Regions from separate parts of the Homo sapiens genome. Here regions 2, 3, 4, 5 and 6 are each linked to region 1. A link is a contact called in ENCODE Hi-C or POLR2A ChIA-PET data. All regions are on one chromosome and are shown on one strand. Each heading gives the region's core, a stretch centred on a gene start or an enhancer-like site at or near the end of the contact. The rest is flanking DNA. Distances are from core to core; before and after follow the strand shown. Region 1 holds the start of MYLK-AS1 (MYLK antisense RNA 1). Region 2 holds the start of NUDT16-DT (NUDT16 divergent transcript). Region 3 holds the start of ATP2C1 (ATPase secretory pathway Ca2+ transporting 1). Region 4 holds the start of LINC02021 (long intergenic non-protein coding RNA 2021). Region 5 holds the start of TMCC1 (transmembrane and coiled-coil domain family 1). Region 6 holds the start of IFT122 (intraflagellar transport 122).

Region 1 (3,708 bases), core at 825-3,324:
CCCCTATAATTGCATTCCCAACCAATCAGCAGCACCCATTCCTCCAGCCTCCTGCCTGCCAAACTGTGTGTGTGTTGGGGGGGGGGTGGGTGTTTTGTTTTGTTTTGTTTTGACTATAGCTCTCAGATCTTAGCCAAACTATTCTTGAAAAACCCTACCCTCTGAATTTTGGGGGAGATTTGGAGTAATAACTCCATCTCCAAGACCTATCTCATGTCAATTAAATTCTTTATTGCAATGCCATGGTCTCTATGAATTGATTTTGTCTGTGCAGTGGGAAGGAAGAACGTATTGGGTGATTACAGTGTCATGGATTTAAATACCACCACCACCCTCAGAACTCTGAGAAAAGATAATACCTCAAACAGCTCTGAGCTGTCTGAGCTATGTGAAGTATGCAAAAATTTATCAGGCCCAGAGACAAGAGTTTGCCTGGGGGCAACTGTTTAGACATTTTGTTCCTGACTAGCAGCCTCACCCATTATCTTCATGTTCCTGGAATCTGTGATACAAAGAATAGTTTATAGCCAATCAATAGCTAATGTAATTTTAATGTAAATTCTTAGTAAACAACTTAGAAGCTGCCTCTTTTTCCTTTAAAAACCCACTCATAACCGCTGCTAATCAGAGTGTATATTTAGGGTAACTTGAATCTATGCTCCCAGGTAGCCATCTTCAACCTTTATGCTTGAATAAACTTCCTTTAAACTAGATTCTTACCTTTTTTATTATTTTAGGTTGACAACTCTCAAATTTATATCTCTAGCCCATTGGACTTCCTTCCCGAACCTCAGGGTCTAAATTTAATTGTCTATCCAGCCTCTCCACTTGGATGTTTAATAAGGATTTCAAATTCAACATATAAAAAACAAAATTCCCGACTTCCGCCTTAAAAATGGTTTCTTACAAGTTGCTCAAAACGCCTTTGACCTCACACTCCAAAACTAACATATCCACAAATCTTATAATTCTACTTCTAAAATACGCACAGAATTCATTGTTGTTTTCATCACCTCGATTTCCACCACTCTGGCCCACACCACTATCACCATGGCTGGATTATTGTAATAACTTCCTGATACCACTTTTCACCAACTAATACGAGCATTTTCGTCTGGTTCCCTCAGGGGTCCTTAAGCCCCAGGCTGCGGATAGAACCAATCCCTGGCCTGTTAGGAACCAGGAGGCACAGCAGGAGGTGAGCAGCAAGCAAGGGAGCATTACCTCCTGAGCTCCGCCTCCCTCAGATCAGCGGTGGCATCAGATTCTCATAGGAGCGGGGAACCTATTGTGAACTGCGCATTGGAGGGATCTAAGTTGTGTGCTCCTTATGAGAATCTAATGATAAATGTAATGCCTTTGAATCATCCTGAAACCATCATCCACCCCCCCACCACGAAACCGGTCCCTGTTGACCAAAAGGTTGGGGGCCGCTGCTCTATATAATCCCTGGGAGACTGACGACTTTGTCTCTTTCACTTAGTGCCATGAACTCCAGGGCAACTTTGTGGACGCTCCATAAACACTTGCTGGAATGAACCCATAAATATTTTATACTACCACATATACAGTAATACATTTAAGGAGCTGCTTGGGTGTGTAAAAAATTGCAGGGGACGTTTACAAATAAAGAACCTCCTGAAACAAAGCAATGAATGGAAAGTGGGATCAGCTGGTTGAAGCAATGCCCACAAGCTGCTCCAGCTTCCCAAAGCAGAGAGGTTTTCCACCTAAGCCAACATCCTTTTATTTTTAGTCACTATAGCTATAAATCTACTCCCTTACCCCGCACCTCACTCTCAGCCGACAGCCCAATGGGCTTATCCTCCTCTCGCCCTCACGATGAGCGAGTCCACGCGGTCTCAGGCTGGAAGATGCACTTGAACACCAGCCAAGCACTCACGGACGACACTGGATTCTAGGCCGCCTGGGCTTCTCCACTGTACTAGGAATGTAAAATCAAAAGTCAGAAAGAAAACTTCGGAGGTGGAATCTCCAACCCGGCAACGGGTTAGGAAGCAAAGCGCACCTACCAAAGGGCTGGTCCCTGCAGCCTCAAGGGCTGATGGGAAGTGAATCCACCGTCAACCGCCCTGATCCAAAATGGCAGGATACCGGAGCAATAGTGTTCAGGTGTGAAGATAGGGCAATTGAAGAAGGGAGAACGAAAGCATAATTGTTTTGATTCAACATGGAAGCAGTGATTATAGGAGGGCGAATAGCGAGGGACGACGCAACATCCAGCTGGCAGAAGCAGCGGGCCTGGAGAGGGTGGCTACATTGAACTAATCCAAGATGGCGCCGAGGTTGTAACCGGGAGCGCCCAAGAGGCGGGAATTACCCTGATCCAAGATGGCAGTGGCAACTGAGGCAAGCCGAAAGACGGGAGCGCCAGGAGCGTCTTTGCCCTCAGCCAAGATGGCGGCTGCCGTGGACCCTGTCCCGGCTCCGCCCCGCGGCCCTGGCCCCGCCTGCCCCTCGTCCCTTCCTCCGCCCCCTCTCCTCGCGTAGTCCGGCCCGAGCCGCTCGCGCTAGGAGAGCGGGCTTCGGGCACTTGACATGGCGGCAGTGGCGGCGACTGCAGCAGCGAAGGGGAATGGGGGCGGCGGTGGCAGGGCCGGGGCCGGGGACGCCAGCGGCACGCGGAAGAAGAAGGGCCCGGGGCCCCTGGCCACGGCGTACCTGGTCATCTACAATGTGGTGATGACAGCCGGGTGAGGCTGGGGCTCGGGGAGGCGGGGAGCCAGCGCGGCCGGGGAGGGAGCCCTGCGGCCAGCGGCGGGGCGGATAGGATCGGCGCGGCCCGCCGCAGGCAGTGCATTCCCGGCGGGGGGTGCCCGGGACCCGGTACCTGGGCGCTGAGGGCGGCCGAGCGCTGAATCGGCCCCGGTGGCTGCCCGCGAGCTCCCTCCTGCGCTGGGGGTCGAGCCAAGTTCCCAGGCACTGGGGCGCGGGGACGGCTGCCGGGCGCTGGCTCGCGAGGGCCGCGGGAGGAAAGGTGGGGCTGGCCACAGGTGCGGGGCCGGGGGCAGCGGCCGGACTACCTGCGGCGCGGAGCCCGTCCTGGGCGGCCAGATTCGGATGTTGAACGGCGCCAGCATGGGGAGTGGAGGAGCTGTGGCTGCAGAGTGACCATTCATTTGGGCGGCTGTTTTCAAAATCTGGGCTGCGCTTTAATCTGAAAGGTATTGGGAAAGCGTTCAAAGTTTTTGGCCAGCGACATGAGCAGAGCTAGGCTTTAGATGAGTTTAGACTTTTAGGATGGGTTGGGGTGGGGAAGAAACTGGGGAGTAGAAGGCAGAGTTACTGGAAAGGGGGAGAATGGACCCTCGAAACGGTTTTACCCATCTTCTGTCTCTTTCATTTCAGTGCATCCCTTATCCCGGCGGGTTTTTAGTTCAAGCTCTGCCACTAACTAGCTGTGTGACTTTGGATAAATCATCTTATTTCTCTAGCCTCCGTTTTTTCATTTGTAAAACTAAAGGGTTGGTCTGGGTGATGAAGGTTCCTTCAGCTCTGCAATTCTTTATCTTGTCATTTTGGTGAGGAGGATCACAGCATCAGACAGTTATATATTTTTAAGTTATCTTCATTTGTAATTTTTTAAGAAGTCCTAACATTTTATTATGAAAAATTTCAAACATACAGAAGAGTTGAAAGAATTGTATAGTGAACATCCATTTTTATTTAAAGTAGGTGATACATTGT
Region 2 (3,708 bases), core at 887-3,386, 7.8 Mb before region 1:
GGGGTTACCAGGCTGTACGCATATAAACAGGGAGGAGGCAGGCTCTGAGAACCTGCCAGGGTGCCTGGGATAAGCTGTGACTTTTTGCCCCTGATGCCATAAGTTGGAGGGTCCTCTGCTCAAAACATATGGTACACACTTCTCCTTCTTTTCATCTGGTATCATGTATCATCTCTCAGATCCAATAAGAAAACATTCCCACGTCCTTCCCTCCCTCCCTAGTACCAAGGTCCTCATCTCAGTTTTCATGGGTCCATGGAGGGCTGCCTCTAGTGATGAGCTGGAATCTTAAGGCCTGAAATAGAGCCAGACTGCAGCAGTCCCAAGTCCTGGAGAGCTTCAAGTAACTGCTCCCGCGCAGAGCCAATAAAGGAATTCTCCAGGAAGGTAGGCAGGCCTCCTACACCATCCCGCAGGGTATACAGGGGCACTCGCACCAGGCCCAGCACCTGTAAAAGGAAGGAGACAGGAGACACTAGGGCCCCAGGTGGCTCATTCCCTTAACTCCATCCTTTCTCCAGCAGATCAGGCCTCACCCCTTAATACTCCAGCAGAACCAGGCCCAAGGCTCACACCTCACTAAAGCCTAGTGGCCCAACCTTCTGCAGGAAAATGACCCAAAACATATTATCTAGCTCTATCAATTAATCTTTCCCACATCTGCTTCTAAACCTCTAGTGGCTACTGCCTCAAAGATGTATTCATACCCTTTCACCAGTGGTTGTCAAAATGTGGTCCTCAGATTATTTGCATCAGCATTATTTGGGAACTTTTGAAAACTACAAATTCTCAGGTTTCCTCTCCCCCCGCCCCACCACCAATGCAGGAATGCTGAGAGAAATCGCTATTTTAATAAGACGCCCCGATGATTCTGCTACCTGCCAAATTTTGAGAACCACCTTCATACATAATCTATCTACTAGCCCTGCCTGAAATATCAGGGCCACATCTCCTACACAAGAAAAGCAAACCCCAAGAATAAAACCTAGGTTGCCACACCTAGATAATGTGATAATCTATCACACTGTCAATAGGGAACAGCAGAGAGACATGGATGAGTGTGTTCTAGAAAGGATCTCTCCTGGTAAAGGGTGGGAAAGACCTTTACAGAAAGCCCAGGTTGGCAGTACTAATTCAGAGTATAGATGATCACGATCCCAACTCCACCAAGAAAGCTGGGGAGAGGGCAAGGTCAGAGGGGCAAAGACTTTTCTCCAGGGATGCTTTCTTGGGGGAGAGAAAGCTTTGGGAGAAGAGGAAATTGGGAAAGGGACAGAGTCCCAGGCTGGTCCCACCTCCAGCCCGTGGTCCTTGGCGCGTGTTGCGCCGGCCTCCACAGCCAACAGCTCCTCGAGCGTCAGACGCTTGGCATAGAAGTGGGCCACAACGCGTGGCCCTGACCCGACGTGGGAGCTGCGGTAGTCAGTGCGCTCCACGCGGAAAGCGGCAGCCGCTTCGCCCAGCTCCTCGCGCAGCTCGCGGTTCAGCCCGTCCTCTAGGCTTCTGTCCTGCGTGTCCACGAATCCGCCGGGGAAGCCCAGGCGTCCATCGAAGCGCATCTGCATCTGCGGGAGGGGGAAGCGGGGATTGGCAGGGGCGCCCCAGAGGAGACCACCAGAGAGGGTGCGGGGCTCAGGCAGAAAGTGGCCGGGCGCGCCCCCTTCTCACCAGTATGGCGTAGCGCAGCGGGATGCGGCCGAAGAGCATCCCAGGGTCCGGCGCGTAGAGGAGAGCGTGGCACGCATGACGCCAGCCCGACCCCAGCGCCAGGGCCTCGCCTAGCTCCAGCCTGCGGGCTCCGGCCATGGCCGGACACTGCTCCTCTGCTGTCCCGAAGGCCCAATGGGCAGAGGGGCGGGTCTCACCTCGGACCAATCCGAGCCTGGGCGGTGCTGCAAGGCCCAATCCCTGCAGGGATAAGGGGAGGAACCTAGGCGCCTGGGGGCGGGGCGCCGCGACCGGTGCGGGAGGCAGCTAATCAGGGCGGGGCTTGCAGACCGGGTTGAAGTCCAGGGCCCAGGAACCCTAGGGTAACCGAAAGCAGCCTCTGGGTTGGGCCTGCGGTGGGGCGGGGCTAGAGGTGTGGCCGCGCCCTAAACCTGGCGCAAGGCCGGTACCTAAAGGCTCCTGGGAGCCAAAAGAGCAAGTCAGGGAACTAGCTTTGGTTGGGTTCGGTGGTACACAAAGCACAAGGCCTGGGTTGGGGTTAGGAGGAAATGAGACTTGCGGCGGGTCGGGGCTGAAGATGTGGCAGCGCCCTGAACCTGGAGAAAGGCTGGTACGTAAACGCCTGCGTCGCAATCTGGAGTCAGCTGGAGTGTCCCGGCAGGTGAGGAAGAGCTGGGGCGCTCAGTTGAGTGCTGGGAGCCAAAGAAGTAATAACTACCTTTGGTTGGGTGTGGTGGTACACAAAGCACAAGGCCTGGGTGGGGGTTAGGAGGAAATGAGGCAGGGTTGGCCTCAGACACCAAGGCCTATCCTAGGGAAATGGAGATGGACAGGCGCCATGGTCTGACAACTATCTTGAGTGGTGAAATTGAGGGGACTTGGTGACTGAGTGAATGGGGAAGAGGGAGCGCTGGGCTAGTGGTGGTTCCGAGTTTCCTGGATGTGGTGTCATTTTCTGAGAGGGGGAGAGTAGGAGAAGGGTGAGCAGTGATAAGTGTAGTTCTAAGGAATTGGGGTGGCCATAGGCAGTGGGCAGCTGATCGTGGGGGTCTGACGCACAGGGAGTGGCACATAGAGAAGTCACAGGGCAGTGAGATTTTCAGGGGAAGGGTGGGGGTGGAAGGAGCTGTGAGTGAAATCCTGTGGCACAGGACTGGGAGTGAGGAGGGGTGAGAGATAGAAGAAGCCTCCTAGGCTTTCTAGTCTTTCCCTCAAACCCCCTCAGACCTCTGAGCTATGAAGGAGGGTGGGTTACCCTACCACAAGGGCAGAGGCCTACTCAGGGCCTGATGCTGAGATGCAGGATCCCTCACTCCAGGCCAGGCCTTCCCCACCCTGCAGAGCGCCCCTACACCAGGTGTCGATATTGATTATGCAATAGAAAGCAGGAGGCAGCTCCTTGAGGGGGGCTGGGCATAAACTCACAGCCTGTAAGTGACGGCATATGGTGGGAAAGAGTCCGGACCCACCCAGAAACAGGTTTGTGACCTTAACAAGTCACTTAACTCTCTCAGATCCCAGCAGCTCATCTGTTAAGTGGAGATGATACCAACCTATTAGGGATGTTGAGATATGTTAGGCACTTAGAACAGTGCCAGGCAGAAAGTAAATGTAGCCATTCTTGGAGTTGAGGGTTGGGGCACAGTGCTATGTCTTACGTTGAGGAGCCAGGGCTGGGCACATACCTATAATCCCAGCACTGTGAGAGGCGAGGTGAGAGGATCATTCAAGGTCATGAATTTGAGACCAGTCTGGGCAACATAGCGAGACCCCGTCTCTACAAAAAATAATAATAATAAATAAAGACCCAAGTGTTGGAACTGAGCTGCACTCATCACGCTCCAGTGTTTGAAGGAGGGATGAGCTGTATGACATCATCTTTCCTAGCTTAGTCTTCTGCGTTGTGGGGCAGGGATATTATCTAATAACATGAAGCAACTGCATTAAAGTGATGAGTCTGTAGGTGTGATACAATTGTCACTGGCCTGCTAGAGTTCCAGGGGGTTTGGAAATAGCCCTGCTTTAACATTAGAGTCACCT
Region 3 (3,708 bases), core at 341-2,840, 7.3 Mb before region 1:
AGACACATATTTTTTAAAACAAATTATACCAGAGGAAAAAACTGTCATTTGTTAAGTATCTTTTATAGTATTTTGCAGCCCGGTTAAAGGCAGAAGAAAAAAAAATGATCACGCACAAGTCAGAAGTCAGTCCAAAGAATAAGTGTTGTTTCAGGAGGGGGAAAAAAAATCACTTATTCACAGTTGTTCAACAATTTTAAAAATAATCAGTGCTGTGTAGGAAAAGCATTAAATATTTTAACGAGGCCAAAGGGATCATGTAACATGTGAATGACGATCTAATGTGTCCAAAGTGTACAGTGAACAAACAGGTTCCGCTGTCAGCCTCCTAAATGATGTTTTGAAATAGGGTGGAACTTTAAGAAAAGCACTCATCTCATAACATTTCATTAAATTCACTGGGTTTTTTTTGTGAATTGAAAAATAATGAGTTTTTTCCCCAATGCTAGACATAATAAAACATGGCTTGCTTTCTTATAAATGAATCCTGCCACACACCACATCGAGGCTTGAAACGCCAATATACAGAGATGCAGCCCCATCCCCTTGTCCCCCATTTCCACTTCCCCTCGAGTAATTCCTTTCAAATAGCTATTTAAACATGCACAGACGCTATCTGAAATGAAAACTTCCCTCTCATTCCCTAAGCTGAAGAGAGCAGGAATTCCTCAAGAAAGCTGAATCAAGCTCAGTCACCCACAGAACCTCAATCTCTCAAATGCCCCATGTTACCAAAATAAAAGCTGGATACCCTAAGTAAGCAAATCCTTGGACACTTCACATACACAGTAAATAAATAAGCTCACGAAAATAAAAAGGTGGAAAAACAAAGACAACTTAAAAGCAAACCACCACACCCTCAACTCCGCGTTGCAACCGGTCGGCCAGGGGCCTTTACCTTCATTTTCCATCGAAACTGCACTCGGGTTGATGGCTACAAAGTCTTTAGTGTCAGCCACGGCCACACTGGGAATAGAGAGGAGAGGAGGAGGACAAGGAAGAGAAGCCCCCGGAATCCCAGGCTGTCACCCCCGCTCCCGGCCACGCGTCCCACGGCTGCTCCCACCACCCCTAGCAGCAGCATCTGCAAGAGAAACCAGGAGAAGCGGCGCTGACGAGAGGCTGAGGAAGGAGTTCCCCGCCCAGCCACTATCTCGGGAGCCCCCCTCCCCAAGATCCCGCACCCGCCCCGTCGTGTGCCCGCAACGTCCCCAGCTCACGCCAGCGGGGCGGCGCCCTAGAGATGCCCCCCCATCCAGGGGATACCCGAACCTCCCCTTCCTTCAGAACCTGGAAGTTTCTAGAAATGGGGGCAGGAGGTAATACTGGTACCCACCCAAAGCCCCGGACAGCCCTCCTCCAGGCTGCGGGGTCTCAGCCGCGGGGCTCGCGGGGGCGCCCCGCGCGCCTCGGGAGAAGAGGAGCTGCTCGCGGGGCAGCGGTGCGAGGCGGGAGCCTGCTCCCGGCGTGAGAAGAAGCGAGCGGGAGGGAGGAAGGGAGGGAGAGAGGGCGGGCGGGGAGGGGAGAGAAGAGGAGGTGAGGGGACCCGTCACGGTCCGCCGGGCCGGCTCCGCGAGGCCGTGCTGGTCTGCTCCCGCCTCCGACTCCTGCGCTCCGCCCCTCCCCGCCGCCGGCCGCCCAGTCGCGCCCCGCACTCCTGGGCCAGCCGCGAACCCAGCTTTGTCACTATTACTTCCGCTGAGAGAGGTGCGCGCAGGCGCATTCGTGTTCACGGGCTGGGAAGGCGGAAGTGAAGTGAAGGCCGAGACTTCGGCCCGGAATGGACAATGTTTGGGTTTGGATCCGTCCGGTAGGAGGTCGCTCGGGGTTGGTGGCCCGCCTTGTTCTTGCTGGCGCCTCCCTTACCCCAGGGACGGTGTCCGCCCGTTTATATGCACCCCCTGAACGCGAGGGTCGGAGATTCGCCCACGCCCCGTGTCGGCCACGCATTCCCGTGGGGCGGCCGCGGGGTCGGCCCAAGCTGAGAGTCATGGCCGCTGTCCCCGAGGCGTTTAAGCGCTCTCTACAAAGTCTGTAGGGGAAGCTGCTCCCGTCGGGGTGGCAGTCACAATCTCAGCAGGCAACGTTGAGGCCCACGGAAGGAAGGGGCGAGGTGTCCATGCTCCTGCCAGGGACTGGAGCACCGTGAGCAGCCTCCCGAGTCTCGCACTCTCACTTGCAAAACCCTGCACTGACTGCTTGGTTCTTGGGGGAGCCGGTAATCGCGGGGCGACTTCCCAAAATTCTTTAAGGGGTGTGCTTAGTTACCATGTGTAATGAGAGAGCAAGGTTCAGCCTCAGAGAGCTCCAGGGAGAGCTAATCTTTTTCATTCGTTTGTGGTATATGGAACTGGGGAGAGGCTGGAACAGCAATTAGAAACCAGTCGTACAGCTGTCGAAGCCAATGAACGAGCACTTCTTTTAGCAGCTGTACCTTTGTCCAGTGTCAATGCCTTTTCACACGTAAACATTTCACTTGCTCGGCATCTTACCCAGACCCCTAATAAGTGCTTTTTAATGAACGATTGGTTTTAATAAACCGTGGTGAGCCAGACATATAATGTTGAACAGAAGTCCTCTCACACCCATAACCACTAGAGGGCAGGGCTTCACCTACTGAGTTGGTGATCATCCTACAGAGAACTCAAAAGAAAATTTCCGTATATGCTAGATGTGTTTTTCTCCATCAACACTTAGACACTTTACAAATTTGCTTTTTATCTCAGGTCCTGTAACATATCGCAGTGTGCTCTCTAACCACACGTTCAACATCAGAATTAACGGACGGGGTTGCCTGTGTTTCTATATTTGTTCCCAAGTAAGTGGTACTAGACTAGGATTGAAAATTCTGGACAGCTTTCTAGATTTACCTTTCTTTTAAGAAATATTGAACTTTTATTCAGCGAGGTCACTTTTAAAGATGAACCCATAAAAATCACTATCAAGTAGATTTCTAGTCTTAACGAGTTAACTATGATCCACCTCTGGCATGCATGGTCAGTGATTTTTGTCTGCACAATGACGGAGCCAAATTAACGGACGGGGTTGCCTGTGCTTCTATATTTGTTCCCAAGTAAGTGGTACTAGACTAGGATCGAAAATTCTGGACGGTTTTTAGATTTACCTTTCTTTTAAGAAATATTGAACTTTTATTCAGCGAGGTCACTTTTAAAGATGAACCCATAAAAATATCAAGTAGATTTCTAGTCTTAGGAGTTACTATTTATGATCCACCTCTGGCATGCATGGTCAGTGATTTTTGTCTACACAATGACATAGCCTGTGATTTGTACAATGATTGTGATCTCTCGTAATCAATTTGTAACAGTTATTACTGTACATATTCGACCTTGAAACAGCATTATATTAAAAACAAAAGCACCTAAGGTAGGAAATTACACAATATAAATACTTTGATATTAACATATGCATTTACAAAATAGAGGGTAACTGTACAGAATTTGGTATTGGGTCACTTTAGCTGAAACATTTTTCTAAAGCAACTTTTCAGAACTATCTGTTGTATTAATATACTGCAATACTCTAGCATTAACACTGAATCTATAACTCCTCCAAAAGATTTATAGCTCCATGGTTTATTCCTAAAATGACTTAAACTGAAATTTTACTTTTGGTCCCCTAAATTATGAAAATCATTGTTCCTATTACTAAGCCAAAAAAGAAACTGGTAAGATCAAGATCAACTTT
Region 4 (3,708 bases), core at 601-3,100, 6.5 Mb before region 1:
AGACCCATCCCTGGTTAGGACTTGCTGTGGATTCTCACGTGACTCCATCTCAGGCTACAGGGACTGAGAGGGTGTATGCAACATCTCAGACCCAGAAACCGTTGATTCTGCCTAAAAACACAGCAATAACCACATCTCATCCTCTTGATTTAAATGAAAGGGTATGGGGGAATAAAAGATGAACCTTTTTTTTTCTTTGTCAGATCTTGCGCTCATTTGGTTCTGGTGGGGAACAACAGCTATAAGAGAACAAGTGTATTCAATTAGAATTAATTCCCCCTCTTATTCTCATAGCTGAGCAGGGCTCAAGTGCCTCTCATCTGAAAGAGGTAATAAGATTTAATCTGTCTCCTCATCTACCTTCTGCAAGTATACTTAACAAATTAGCTCTCGGGACTCTTCCAAATGGAGTTTTATGAGGAATTTGCTAAGGTAAACGTTTTAGACTTTGAACACAGTTCAGATTTCAGGGACAGTACTGAAATCTGAACTGTGTTGCTAACTGCCCTGCCTTTCAACTCAAGACACAATAACTTTGAACTAAAATAATTATATTTTTGTTGTTTTCCACTCTGTCCCCACGTCTATATCACCACAACCCCCAATCCCACCCCGCAGGAGCTAACTCCTCCTTCCTGTCCCCGCAAGATCAAAACTCCTCCTGCAAGCCCCGCTAGCTCTGTCTGCTCACCTTCGTGGCAGATATGCTATTGTACTTTTACACTCATTTGTGTGATAAATACTTCAATGTCCACTTCTTCCACGAGCCCCTGAGCCCCTGGAGGGCCTGGACAACACCGAGTTTTTCTCACCGTTACATCTCCGTTGTCAGGCACTTAATAAGTATTTGGTGAACGAATGGCTTGTTTGGTGACACTCCAAAGGCTGGGGGACAGAGGTAAAGCTCCCTCCTTTTGGGCCCCAGACGGGTGGCGCTGATGGAGAGAGGAGGCTAGGATAAGGCCTCCAGGACCGAAGCGCGCACCCGTAAGGCCCCTGCTAAAAAGACCTTCCTGAAGGCGGAGGAACTGCGAGTGCCTACGTTAGCCCAAGGCCTGACCTGACGATCCCAGGGACCCTCGCTCTAACTGGCCCCGCCTCCCGGGCCCCAAACCCGGACTCGGCCCCGCCCGAAGCTCCGGATCCTGGGGCCCGCCCCTGGCCCCGCGTCGGCAGACCGTGGGCTCGCTCCTGGACCTGCCTCAAACCCTCCGCAGGTAACGCCTCCCGAACTTGAGCCACATTCCGATCCCCTCCTCAAACCCCTCCCCGTTTCCCACACCCTGGACCCCTCGCTCCGTCTCGGCCCCGCCCCAAGCCCAGCTAGGTCTGGGCCCCTGAGCCCAGCCCCGACCGGCCTCCCAGTCCCTGGGTCCCTCCCGACACCGGCCCCTCCCTAAGCTCCGCCTCCCAGGGCCCGCCTCCTGAGCGCAGCCCGCAGCCTGGACTCCGCCCCGCCTCCCGGACCCTGGGCCCCTCCCCACGTGGGCCCGTCCTAAGCTCCGCCTCCCAGAGTCCGCGCACCGCCTGGCCATGTGCTAAGACATAGTCAACGCCCCGCCCCGGCCCCGCCTCCTGAGCCCTTCTCTGGGTCTGGCCTTAGCCCCGCCCTAGGACCTGTCTCCTGGGCTCTGCTCCGAGTCCCGCCTCCTGAACCCAATGGCGTTTATCCCCGCCCTAATGCCCGCCTCCAGGACTCTTATCCTGCCCTCACGCAAGGCACCGCCTCCAGGACGCCACCAACCTGGACGCTTCCGAAGCCCAGCTTCCAGGATCGCCCTATCCTGGCCCCGCCCCAGGACCCGCCAACCTGGAATCTACCCAGGACCTGCCCCAACGACGTTAATTCTGGCCCTACCCCAGGCCTCGCTCTCATGACGCTCATCCTGGCCCCACCCCAGGCCCCACCCTCCTAAGCTCATCTTGGCCCCGCCCTAGCGCCCGCCCCCAGGACGCTCCTCCTGACCCTACCCCTAGGCCCCGCCACCTCTCTGCCTCCGCGCACTACCCTGGGCCCGCCCCCTTTTCAGTCCAGGCCCGGCTTCCGCCCGGTCTCCTGGCAACGCTGCGGCCCCGCCCACGTCATGGCGCCTGAGGAGAACGCGGGTACCAAACTCTTGCTGCAGAGTTTCGAGCGCCGCTTCCTAGCGGCGCGCACACTGCGCTCCTTCCCCTGGCAGGTGGGCGGCGGGGCGAGCGGAGAGGCCTGCGGGGCTTGCGGAAGTCCAGGGGCAGACGGGATGGGTCTCCCTGCTGAAACCCCCGGCGCTCCTGCCACGTGAGTTCCTGGGCTCTCCCCGGTCAGGGCCACGAGACCCGGTCCCCGTCCCTGGGGCCTGGCCAGAGTCGCTCTCACCCCTCCTGCCCCGCGAGCTGGCGGCGGAAGCTGGGGGCGTCTCCACAGTCTTGGGGGGCAGACGCGCGCTCGGTGTGGGGTACAGTTCACGATCATTTTCATGACTTTTTAAAGGCAGTAATCGTTCTGGTCACTGGGACACAGCTGCCCTCGCCCATTCTAAAAAGTCAGCACCCTCAGGCCCGCGGGTAACCACCTCCTCCTGAGCACGGTGACCAGGTCAAAGGCTGTCCCTCGGGCCTCAGTGTTCTCATCTGTATGTCGAGCACTGCACAGAATCAGCTCATGCGCTGAGGCTTTCACTCCTGTGATGGAAGAGACAGAGAAGGGGGTGGCCTCTCCTCTCCCTGGGGACCTGCCATTCTCAGCACAGGCGCATGGCAGGCAGCAGCCTCCCTTCTGCCAGCAGAGGGGCTTAATGCACCCTGCTCCATTTGTAATTCATGTGCGGTGAGCTCACTGGGATGAGTCAGTTTGGATATATATTCCTCCCTGGGTCTGCCCCATTTTATGGGGTGTTGCTTAATCATTTGCGTTATTCCATTGACATGAAATATTTAGCACTCAGAGATCATTTCTGGTCAGGAGAAATTTGTGCATTTTTAACCCAAAATAGAAACCTTCATAAAAGCATCATAGGTCTCCATTCAGTATTGACTATAATTGTTCACATGCCCACGCTGAATGCTAACTTGGGCTCACCATCAACACCCACGAGGTGGGTACTATTATTATCACTCACATTTGACCAGAGGGATTGTTTGATTAGGGTGTAGTAGTTGAGAGTTCAGACCCAGGAGACAGCCTGCCTGCTTCAAATCCTGGCCCAACCCCTGGCCCTGTGTGACCTTGGGCAAGTGACTGCATCTCTCTGTGCTGTTGTTTTCTTATTAATAAAATGGTTGATATAATGATACCTACCTCTTAGGGTTGTTGTCAGCGTTGAGTACAAAAGCCTGTGGATCAGTGCCTGGCTCATGGCAAATGCATGTCGGTGTTAGCTAGTGTTTTTATTCAGTCTCAAAATGTTTAATAAATGCCTTCCGTGAGCCAAGCACCATGGATCAGCAGTACCCATGATAGATGAGGCTCTGCTTGCATGGGAGAGCTAGAGAATAAACAAATAAATGAATAAACAAGAAAAGACCAGATGAGAGTGGCTTTAAAGCCAAGAAAACAGGGGAATGGTGAATGGACCAACTGGGAAGAAGAGTCACTAAAGTCGGGGAATCAGGGAAGCCTTCCCCAAAGACGTGGCATTTGAACTGGGGCCTGAGTGGTGAAGCAGCCAGCCATGGGAAGGGTTTGGGGAACAGGATATGCAAAGGCCCTGTGGTGGAAACAAGCCAGCT
Region 5 (3,708 bases), core at 819-3,318, 6.3 Mb before region 1:
GGCTGGTCTTGAACTCCTGAGCTCAAGTGATCTGCCTGCCTTGGCCTCCCAAAGTGCTGGGATTACAGGTGTGAGCCAGGCCATGAATCACTTTTTATGGTTCATATTTTTTGTGTCCTAAGAAGTCTTTGCCTATCCCAAGGTCACAAATACTTTTTCTATGTTTTCTTCTAAAATTTTCTTTTATAGGTTTAGCTTTTAAATTTAGGTTTATCATCCATTTTGAGTTACCTCAGGTGGCTCCTTCAGTGCTTCTGAAATCTATAAATGCATCCTCCACCAACCTCAAATCTAAGTAAACCTTGCCACCTCCTTCTCCTTCACTCCTCATTCAATTTATTGCCAAGTCCTGTCCATTTTACCACTACATTAGCACTCTTCTCTGTCACTACCCTCCTACTTTGCCTTGACTATGTGGCCAGTGGCCTCCTAACTGGCTTCCCGGCCCCAGCTTTGAGACTCCCATCAGACCACTCTTCACGTTGCTATCTAAGTAACTTAAAAACAGACATAATGGGCTGGGGGCAAGGTGGCTCACACCTGTAATCCCAGCACTTTGGGAGGCCGAGGTGGGTGGATCATGAAGTCAGGAGATTCAGACCATCCTGGCCAACATGGTGAAACCCCGTTTCTACTAAAAATACTAAAAAAATTAGCTGGGTGCAGTGGCGTGCACCTGTAGTCCCAGGTACTAGGGAGGCTGAGGCAGGAAAATCACTTGAACCCGGGAGGCAGAGATTGCAGGGAGCCGAGATCGCGCCACTGCACTCCAGTCTGCCTCTCAAAAACAAAAAACAGACATAATGATCAAGTTATTTCCCCTGCAACCCTGCTGAAAAAAACCTGAATAGCTTCTACCAAGCACTCAGATTAAAGTCCCAAATCCGGCCGGGTGTGGTGGCTCATGCCTGCAATCCCAGCACTTTGGGAGGCCGAGGCGGGCAGATCACAAGGTCAGGAGTTCCAGACCAGCCTGGCCAAGATGGCGAAACCCCATCTCTACTAAAAATACAAAAATTAGCCAGGTGCGCTGGCGTGCGCTGGTAGTCCAGCTACTCCGGAGGCTGAGACAGGAGAATCGCTTGAACCCAGGAGGCGGAGGTTGCAGTGAGCTGAGATCGAGCCATTGCACTCCAGCCTGGGTGACCTGGGTGACAGAGTGAGACTCTGTCTCAATAAATAAATAAATAAATAGGTCCCCAATCCTCACCTGTTCTCGCCTACCTCTTCCCACACTCGCAGTCTACTCCACATTCAATATTCTTTAGCGCTCCCCATTCTGGCCATGCCAAGACCTCACCCCTTGGAGCAACTAACTCCTCCCAACTCAATTCCTCAGATTCTACCCTCTTCATCCTCAACTAAATCAATTCCCCCATAAAGATTCTCTTAGTACCATATACCTCTCAGAAGATTTTTACTAATTGAAAACTTAATTTTGTCTGATTCTCCCATGAATGTTTTCCTTCTCCACCAGATCTCAAACTTCATGAGACCAGGGACTCCGTTGACCCCATATGGTACTCCCAGCTCCTTGAACACGGAAGAAGCCTCATTACATAAGTAATAAAAATAAAATAAATTAGGAAAATGGGAATTATAAAGGGATGGGCTGGTGGCTGCTTACAATCCCTTCAGTGGTAATACCTGGTGCAAAGTAATGAGTCTCTGCCCTTTTCCAAGCAGCCTGCTAGGTGGAATGAAGGAAGGCCTTGCGACTCAAATAGGGAGAACAAACGTGTGATCCAGAGCGGCGGGCAGAAATCCGACGAAACCCCATATTACTCAGGGGCGTTGCTCCTAGGGCGAGGGTGGCTCGGTTCCTAGAGCTTTTTGAGAGGAGGAGCTTACCTGGAGCAACTCAGCACTACCTGCAGCGGCGCAGCTCAACCAGCCCAGAGACCGCGTGGGAAGGCGGGCTAGGGGAGGGGCCACGCCTTCCAGGGCCCATCCCCGCCCCTGCGGCGTGCGCGCGCCCGTCCGCCCGCTCCCTTGCGCGTGCGCCGCCGGCCGGGGGCGGAGGTTGTGGGCGGTGGCGGCTGTGGCGGGGGCGCGCGCGCGCTCGCTCTCTCGCGCCGGTTCGCCCTCCCGCGCCGGGGCTGAGGCGGCGGCGGCGGTGGCGGTGACTGAGGCGGCGGCGGCTGAGGCGGCGCGGGGGGAGGGTCGGGAGGGGGGGGTGGTTGTGGGGGATGGACCGGGTGCGGCGGCCGCAGTGGAAGGAGCAGGCGCTTGAGCTCGAGCGACGGCGCTGGCGGAGACGCCGGCTGCTCCTCCCCTCCCCGCCGGTGAGTGAGCGCCCCCGCCCCGGACGCTGGCGGCGGTCGCGGCCCCCTCACGGCCCTCCGCGGTGGGTGGGGACAGTCGTGAGGGAGCGTGGCCTGGCGGCGCAGCGGACGCGGGCCTGGCCTCCCGCTCGCGGCCTGTCGGGGCTGGGACCTGCCGTCGCCCCCGTTCGAGGTTGAAGCCCCGGGCCTAGGACTCGACCCCCAGCATCCCACGGGGCCTCTTTCCTTTCCCGGCTCATTCCGCTGTCATTTTGACCTGGGGTTCCCCTCCAGCCCCTCGCCTCGTTCCCTTCCCAGCATCCCAGGGCCGAGGTGAGGGAGGGGCGTGTGAGAAGTCGGGCCGAGGCCCGAGGGACTGTTTAGGAGCCGGTTCCCGTCGGAATCTGGGGTTTTAGGAGCCCTCGATCGCCATGGCGTCCCAGAAGTTAGCCACCAGGACTCAGCCATTTCCACCTGAAACCAGTTTTGCACCTATTGTTTTGATTTTGAACTGTCTTTCGAGGGGAGGAGGGAGCCCGGCGTACTGGGGAGAATATGTAGTGGGAGGTGGGATGTGAGGAGGAGCTGGCTGGGCTTGGTCTCGGCCTCAGGATGCCCCCTGTTAACCCCTGTAGGATAGGGGAAAGAGGTGCAGCGAGTTGCACCTTCCCTAAAGGGCCAGAGATTCGTTTATAGCTTGCGAATCTCTGCTTTTTCAGCCTCGGTAAAGGGGTATCATTTGTGGTTGGTTTGGTTCGTCCCTTAACAACATTCTTGGTGAGGAATCCCCAGGTGAATCTGCCACGGAGTGAAGCAGCCCACTTGAGCTGTTGGCTACCCCCGGCCCCCGCAACGCCCGTTGGCTTTTGTGACACGTTACACGTTAGTGTTGGTAGAGCCTAGCCGTCAGAGGTACCTGTACCATAAGCATCTCTACGAAAGGTGTGAATTCCTAAATTAGCTTATTCTGTTCTTAAAAAAAAAAAATCCAGGGCATAAATATCAGATAGCTGCTTTAAAATAAAACAAAACTTTGATTTGTTCCAGGAGGTAGATACATTTTTTTCTCTGTATATTAGGAGATTGAAACTCAAATTGTGAGTAGGTGGTAGTTTTACTAGTGTCATGTGACAAAACGATGCTTATAGATGGGATTTTAACTTAATAACCCTGTCCTCTACCAACAGAGTTGGCTTGTATTTTTTTGCAATCACCCACTCTCTGGCTAGTGTAGAAAGATTAAAAAGCTGCTTCTGGTCTGTGGGTGGTAACCTTTTAATTTCTGAAGAGTTTTGAGCTGCTTATAGATTGCTGATCAGCAGCATAGGAAAATTTTAGACGTTAAAAATTCATTAGCATGTGATGTAGAACTGTTATAATTATGAGCATTGATTAAGATTTGGTATGGTGTAGGTGCTGTGTACTGTGTATAAGAATGAGATTT
Region 6 (3,708 bases), core at 836-3,335, 5.9 Mb before region 1:
CGAGTAAGACATAGCCATTGCCTTTAACGGGTTTATTAGACTTCTGAATTAAACAGATTTAAAAAATTAACTCTTATGCTCAACAGACTCTGGAAGTACCACAAGAGAGAAATGAACAAAATTCTGTGCCAGGGGTTGAAAACAGAGCAAATCAGGCTGCATTCGGCCAGCAAATGTTTTATTTGGCCCACACGGTGTTTTGTTTTTTTTTCAGAGTGGATGCTAACATTTAAAAATTAGGCCATTTCACATAAAAACCCAGATTCCTAGCTTCTGGTAAAAACAGGAAGAGCTGAGCACACTAGGCCAAATTCCTGCATGGTGGTAATTGGCAGGAGCTGAGCAGCAGCTGCCCCTTTTAGGCCGAGCATGAGCTCTGCAGTTTGCCACACTCTATTACTCTGACATTGAAGCCAAATGTTCAGTTGCCAGCTATCATCAGCTTGTGCTATAGGTACGTTTATAATAAAGTTAAAAGTAAAATGATTTTTTAAAACTCAAATCTCTATTAAAAGTACAAATGAAAGATTCACTGATACGGCTGTGTTTCAAGAAAAATGGGGTACAGAATACAAGACTATTCCTAGGGAAAACATACAATTCCTAGTGTTGAAGATGCAAATAAACATCTCCCATTTATGTTACCTGCCTGTCTCCTGCAGACATTTGAGTTTGCCACGTCTGTAACATAAGGAAAAATTAATGTAGTGGCTGAGAGCGTTGACGTTGGAGTGAGGAAGACCTGAGCTTGAAAGCTGGTTCCACCCCTCACTGTGTGACGCTGGCAAATTATCCACCCTCTCTGGGCTTCAGTTTCCTCATACATAAAATAGAGGAAATTATAGTACCTACCTTAGAGAGTGGTGAAGACACAACGAGATAAAGGATATGAAGTGCTTAGCCAGCACCTGGCACATAGTGTCAGCTACCACTAGTGCCGAACACAAAAGAGAGGACCCGTCTCCAACGTGAGCCTTGAAGGATGTTCAGGATTTCCGTGTGAGATGAGGAGAGACGGCATGCTTTACACAGAGAAAGATCTCAGAAGGGACAGAACCAAAGACAAGTAACCTGCTCCAGTGGCCAGAACAGAGGCTTCACAACAATGCTGAATGATTTTCAAAGTCAGGCCAAGACCTATCCCATAAGTAAGAATATGACAAAACAGACTGCTATGTTATAGATTTAGGCGATAACAATGGAATAGGACATTAAATAACTGAATCAAAAGGTGACAAAGTCATTCCCCTTCAGTTCTTTTTCAGACTTCCCAATTAGGAGAGCTTGTGTTTGGTGCTCATTTTGAGCACCTTTCTGATCATACCTGCCCATCTCCAGTTTTAGAGAAACGAGATCTCAGGTTTAAAGGCTCCCTAGCAACAATAGCTAGCTACAGCTTGTTCAGTTTTGTTTCTCCCTACTTTAAGTTTTACTTTTACACTTAGAGCAAGCGACGCTGATTTTATCTTAACATTTAGAGCAAGTGACACTGGTTTTCATAAATGGAGTAATAAAGTTTCCTTGTAAAATGTGAAATCATAATTAAAATAAATGAGACAATTTAGAGAAAAACGTCAAGAAAACAAGAGTATGGGTACTATGTGGATGTGGCAAGAACTGTGAAGCTTGAGCAGCTTCGTGCTGTCTCGTGGGTGTGAGATGAATCCAAGGCAGCGACAGGGCCAGACCGTGAGGGAAGAGCCGCCTCCACCCGCCACCACCTCAGGCGCGGCACCTCCCTTTGCCGCTCTCCAACCCTCGGGAGTTTCTCCAACCGCCAAGGGGCGGGAGGGCGACCCTGCAGTCTCCCAGGCCGGGGTTCAGTGCCCTCGGCCCAGGCAGCAAGCCCGCTGCCCCCCTCAAACACGCTGCAGCGGCTCGCGCACTCCCCGCGAGGACTCGACCTCCTGCTCTTCGCGAACCGCCCCGCTCCTCACCAGTGCTCGGCTTTATCTCTCCACGTCAACACGGCCCTCATCACGGCTTCCCTTACGGCTCGGGCTCCTCCTACCCGCCTCAGCGTCTGTCTCAGCAACCGCCTCACTAACGGTCGCCACTCCACAAGCCACTTTGGCTACCTGCGTTACCCCTGGCAACGTACATGCGCGGTAAGCTGAGTGCGAGGGCGCCTTGCTCCGAGCGCGCATGTCCGAAAGGGAAAGCCAGAAAAGCAGCAAAAGCAATGGTGGCACTGGAGCCCCTAAGGCGCCAGCGCAACCAGAGCGCGAGCGATTGGTCGGGGCGTGTGGGGGCGGTGCGTCTTCCTCGAGAATGGATTTGATTGGTGGAGCGTGGAAATGGCGGCTGTAGCCGAGGGGGCGGCCGGAAAGCAGCGGCGGCGTCTGGGGCGCTTTCGCAACATTCAGACCTCGGTTGCAGCCCGGTGCCGTGAGCTGAAGAGGTTTCACATCTTACTCCGCCCCACACCCTGGGCGTTGCGGCGCTGGGCTCGTTGCTGCAGCCGGACCCTGCTCGATGGGCACGACTGGGCTGGAGAGTCTGAGTCTGGGGGACCGCGGAGCTGCCCCCACCGTCACCTCTAGTGAGCGCCTAGTCCCAGACCCGCCGAATGACCTCCGGTAAGTTACTGTCCCCTTTTGGGCCTCAGTTTCACCACCTGTAAAATGGTATCGGGAGAGTGGACAGTGTGTGGGCCTTTCTAACCTTTGACAGAGGGTCGGCAGAAACCTCGAAGCCCACGGGTTTAGTTACTAGGGTCTGGAGCCCAGGTGCTCTTCCTGTGCGATCAGCCCTGGGGTGCGCTCGACTTCCTCATCTAAGATGACTAGGGAGACTGGGGGGGAGCCGGGAGGTTTTGTGAAAGAGGTCCCCTTGGGGTTGGAGGATCCTAGGAAGTCATTAGACTACGTGTGTGATAGGAGGTTAAGATTTACCTACTTTTTTCAAAATTTAATACTAAGAACTACTTTGAAAGAGGCATCACCTTCTTTTTACAGAGTCTTTTACCGAGACTTTGAGATGTTAAGTAACTTGCTGCTAAACTTACAGCTGGTAGAGCTGGAATTTGAGCCCCAGTCTCTTAAGAGTTTGTGCTGATTCCACCAGGCTTCAGTATTTTTATCTCTAAAATTGTAAACAATATCATTTCATAAGATCCATCCAGCTCCTCAAAATTATTTTACCCCAAATTACATCAGAAAACCTTGATTCTAATTCTAGTTCTTGCAGTTTCCCTATTTGTAGAAAAGAACTTGGGTTAAATGATCTCTCTAGACCCATCCACCTTTTACAATCTGTGGTTTAGTGATTAGGATACACTTTACTGAAATTTTTTTTTTAATTTTAAAAGTATGTTTTCATCATAGAAGACACATTGGAACTTTAATGAAGTTTTAGTTTAGTGGGTTTTTTTTTGAGATGAGGTCTCGCTCTGTCACCCAGGCTGGAGTGCAGTGGCACAATCATAGCTCCCTGAAGCCTTGACCTGCCGGACTTAAGCAGTCCTCCTACCCCGGCCTCCTTAGTAGCTGGGACCACAGGTATGCTCCACCACGCCCGGTTGCTTGTTTTTTTTTGTTTTTTTGGGTTTTTTTTTTCATTTTTTGCAAAGACGAGGATCTCACTGTGCTCTCCAGGCTGGTCTCAAACTCTTGGGATCAGGTGATCTTCCCACTTCCTCCTCCCAAAGTGCTAGCATTACAGGAATGAGCCACCTTGCCTTGCCAGCTTTTTTCAATAACAGTATGG

Evidence for each region. A loop is a pair of places that touch in the nucleus more often than their neighbours do. ChIA-PET counts read pairs that join two places held with the same protein, here RNA polymerase II (POLR2A). Pooled maps may share reads with other maps.
Region 2: a loop to region 1 is called in a map of CD4-positive, alpha-beta T cell, with 11 times the contacts of the local background. The contact joins the promoter of NUDT16-DT here to the promoter of MYLK-AS1 in region 1. A Hi-C loop is called at or near these places in 2 of 168 maps with a recorded cell type or tissue (CD4-positive, alpha-beta T cell and naive thymus-derived CD4-positive, alpha-beta T cell) and 7 of 50 pooled maps.
Region 3: a map of OCI-LY7 shows a loop between it and region 1 (34-fold over the local background). The contact joins the promoter of ATP2C1 here to the promoter of MYLK-AS1 in region 1. A Hi-C loop is called at or near these places in 3 of 168 maps with a recorded cell type or tissue (CD8-positive, alpha-beta T cell, OCI-LY7 and naive thymus-derived CD4-positive, alpha-beta T cell) and 6 of 50 pooled maps.
Region 4: a loop to region 1 is called in a map of CD8-positive, alpha-beta T cell, with 14 times the contacts of the local background. The contact joins the promoter of LINC02021 here to the promoter of MYLK-AS1 in region 1. A Hi-C loop is called at or near these places in 2 of 168 maps with a recorded cell type or tissue (CD8-positive, alpha-beta T cell and gastrocnemius medialis) and 7 of 50 pooled maps.
Region 5: a map of B cell shows a loop between it and region 1 (14-fold over the local background). The contact joins the promoter of TMCC1 here to the promoter of MYLK-AS1 in region 1. A Hi-C loop is called at or near these places in 3 of 168 maps with a recorded cell type or tissue (B cell, CD8-positive, alpha-beta T cell and naive thymus-derived CD4-positive, alpha-beta T cell) and 6 of 50 pooled maps.
Region 6: a map of CD4-positive, alpha-beta T cell shows a loop between it and region 1 (12-fold over the local background). The contact joins the promoter of IFT122 here to the promoter of MYLK-AS1 in region 1. A Hi-C loop is called at or near these places in 1 of 168 maps with a recorded cell type or tissue (CD4-positive, alpha-beta T cell) and 7 of 50 pooled maps. POLR2A ChIA-PET finds 5 or more read pairs at or near these places in 1 of 52 experiments (activated CD4-positive, alpha-beta T cell).

What each region holds. Positions count from the first base shown.
Region 1 is chr3:123,583,879-123,587,586 of GRCh38, reverse strand. It overlaps MYLK-AS1 (MYLK antisense RNA 1), which reads right to left and starts at 2,074. Exons shown (of 4, transcript NR_121654.1): 1 at 2,034-2,074; 2 at 1,786-1,940. It overlaps HACD2 (3-hydroxyacyl-CoA dehydratase 2), which reads left to right and starts at 2,534. Exons shown (of 7, transcript NM_198402.5): 1 at 2,534-2,714. The coding sequence starts at 2,560. RefSeq lists an enhancer at 2,050-2,349 and silencers at 2,410-3,019, 3,030-3,209.
Region 2 is chr3:131,379,903-131,383,610 of GRCh38, reverse strand. It overlaps NUDT16-DT (NUDT16 divergent transcript), which reads left to right and starts at 2,136. Exons shown (of 4, transcript NR_038976.1): 1 at 2,136-2,278. NUDT16 (nudix hydrolase 16) reads right to left here and starts at 1,837. Exons shown (of 3, transcript NM_152395.3): 1 at 1,669-1,837; 2 at 1,296-1,565; 3 at 1-449. The coding sequence starts at 1,806. The coding sequence ends at 270. RefSeq lists enhancers at 829-1,397, 1,398-1,967, 2,259-2,528 and a silencer at 1,849-2,148.
Region 3 is chr3:130,891,966-130,895,673 of GRCh38, reverse strand. It overlaps ATP2C1 (ATPase secretory pathway Ca2+ transporting 1), which reads right to left and starts at 1,590. Exons shown (of 28, transcript NM_001378687.1): 1 at 1,337-1,590; 2 at 899-1,084. The coding sequence starts at 904. LOC107986023 (a long non-coding RNA gene) reads left to right here and starts at 1,753. Exons shown (of 3, transcript XR_001740492.2): 1 at 1,753-2,818. RefSeq lists a silencer at 1,336-1,725 and an enhancer at 1,816-2,035.
Region 4 is chr3:130,109,849-130,113,556 of GRCh38, reverse strand. It overlaps LINC02021 (long intergenic non-protein coding RNA 2021), which reads right to left and starts at 1,850. Exons shown (of 3, transcript NR_146653.1): 1 at 1,745-1,850; 2 at 813-935. LOC124909432 (a long non-coding RNA gene) reads left to right here. Exons shown (of 3, transcript XR_007096083.1): 3 at 1-197. It also overlaps the pseudogene FAM86HP. RefSeq lists silencers at 1,150-1,319, 1,390-1,439 and enhancers at 2,440-2,489, 2,590-2,779.
Region 5 is chr3:129,892,071-129,895,778 of GRCh38, reverse strand. It overlaps TMCC1 (transmembrane and coiled-coil domain family 1), which reads left to right and starts at 2,068. Exons shown (of 7, transcript NM_001017395.5): 1 at 2,068-2,285. It overlaps TMCC1-DT (TMCC1 divergent transcript), which reads right to left and starts at 1,908. Exons shown (of 3, transcript NR_037893.1): 1 at 1,852-1,908. RefSeq lists a silencer at 1,811-2,540 and enhancers at 1,902-2,693, 2,694-3,486.
Region 6 is chr3:129,438,601-129,442,308 of GRCh38, reverse strand. IFT122 (intraflagellar transport 122) reads right to left here and starts at 2,085. Exons shown (of 30, transcript NM_052989.3): 1 at 1,938-2,085. The coding sequence starts at 1,978. MBD4 (methyl-CpG binding domain 4, DNA glycosylase) reads left to right here and starts at 2,361. Exons shown (of 8, transcript NM_001276270.2): 1 at 2,361-2,579. The coding sequence starts at 2,476. RefSeq lists enhancers at 1,082-1,131, 1,532-1,581, 1,612-1,661, 1,812-2,021, 2,222-2,361 and 1 more.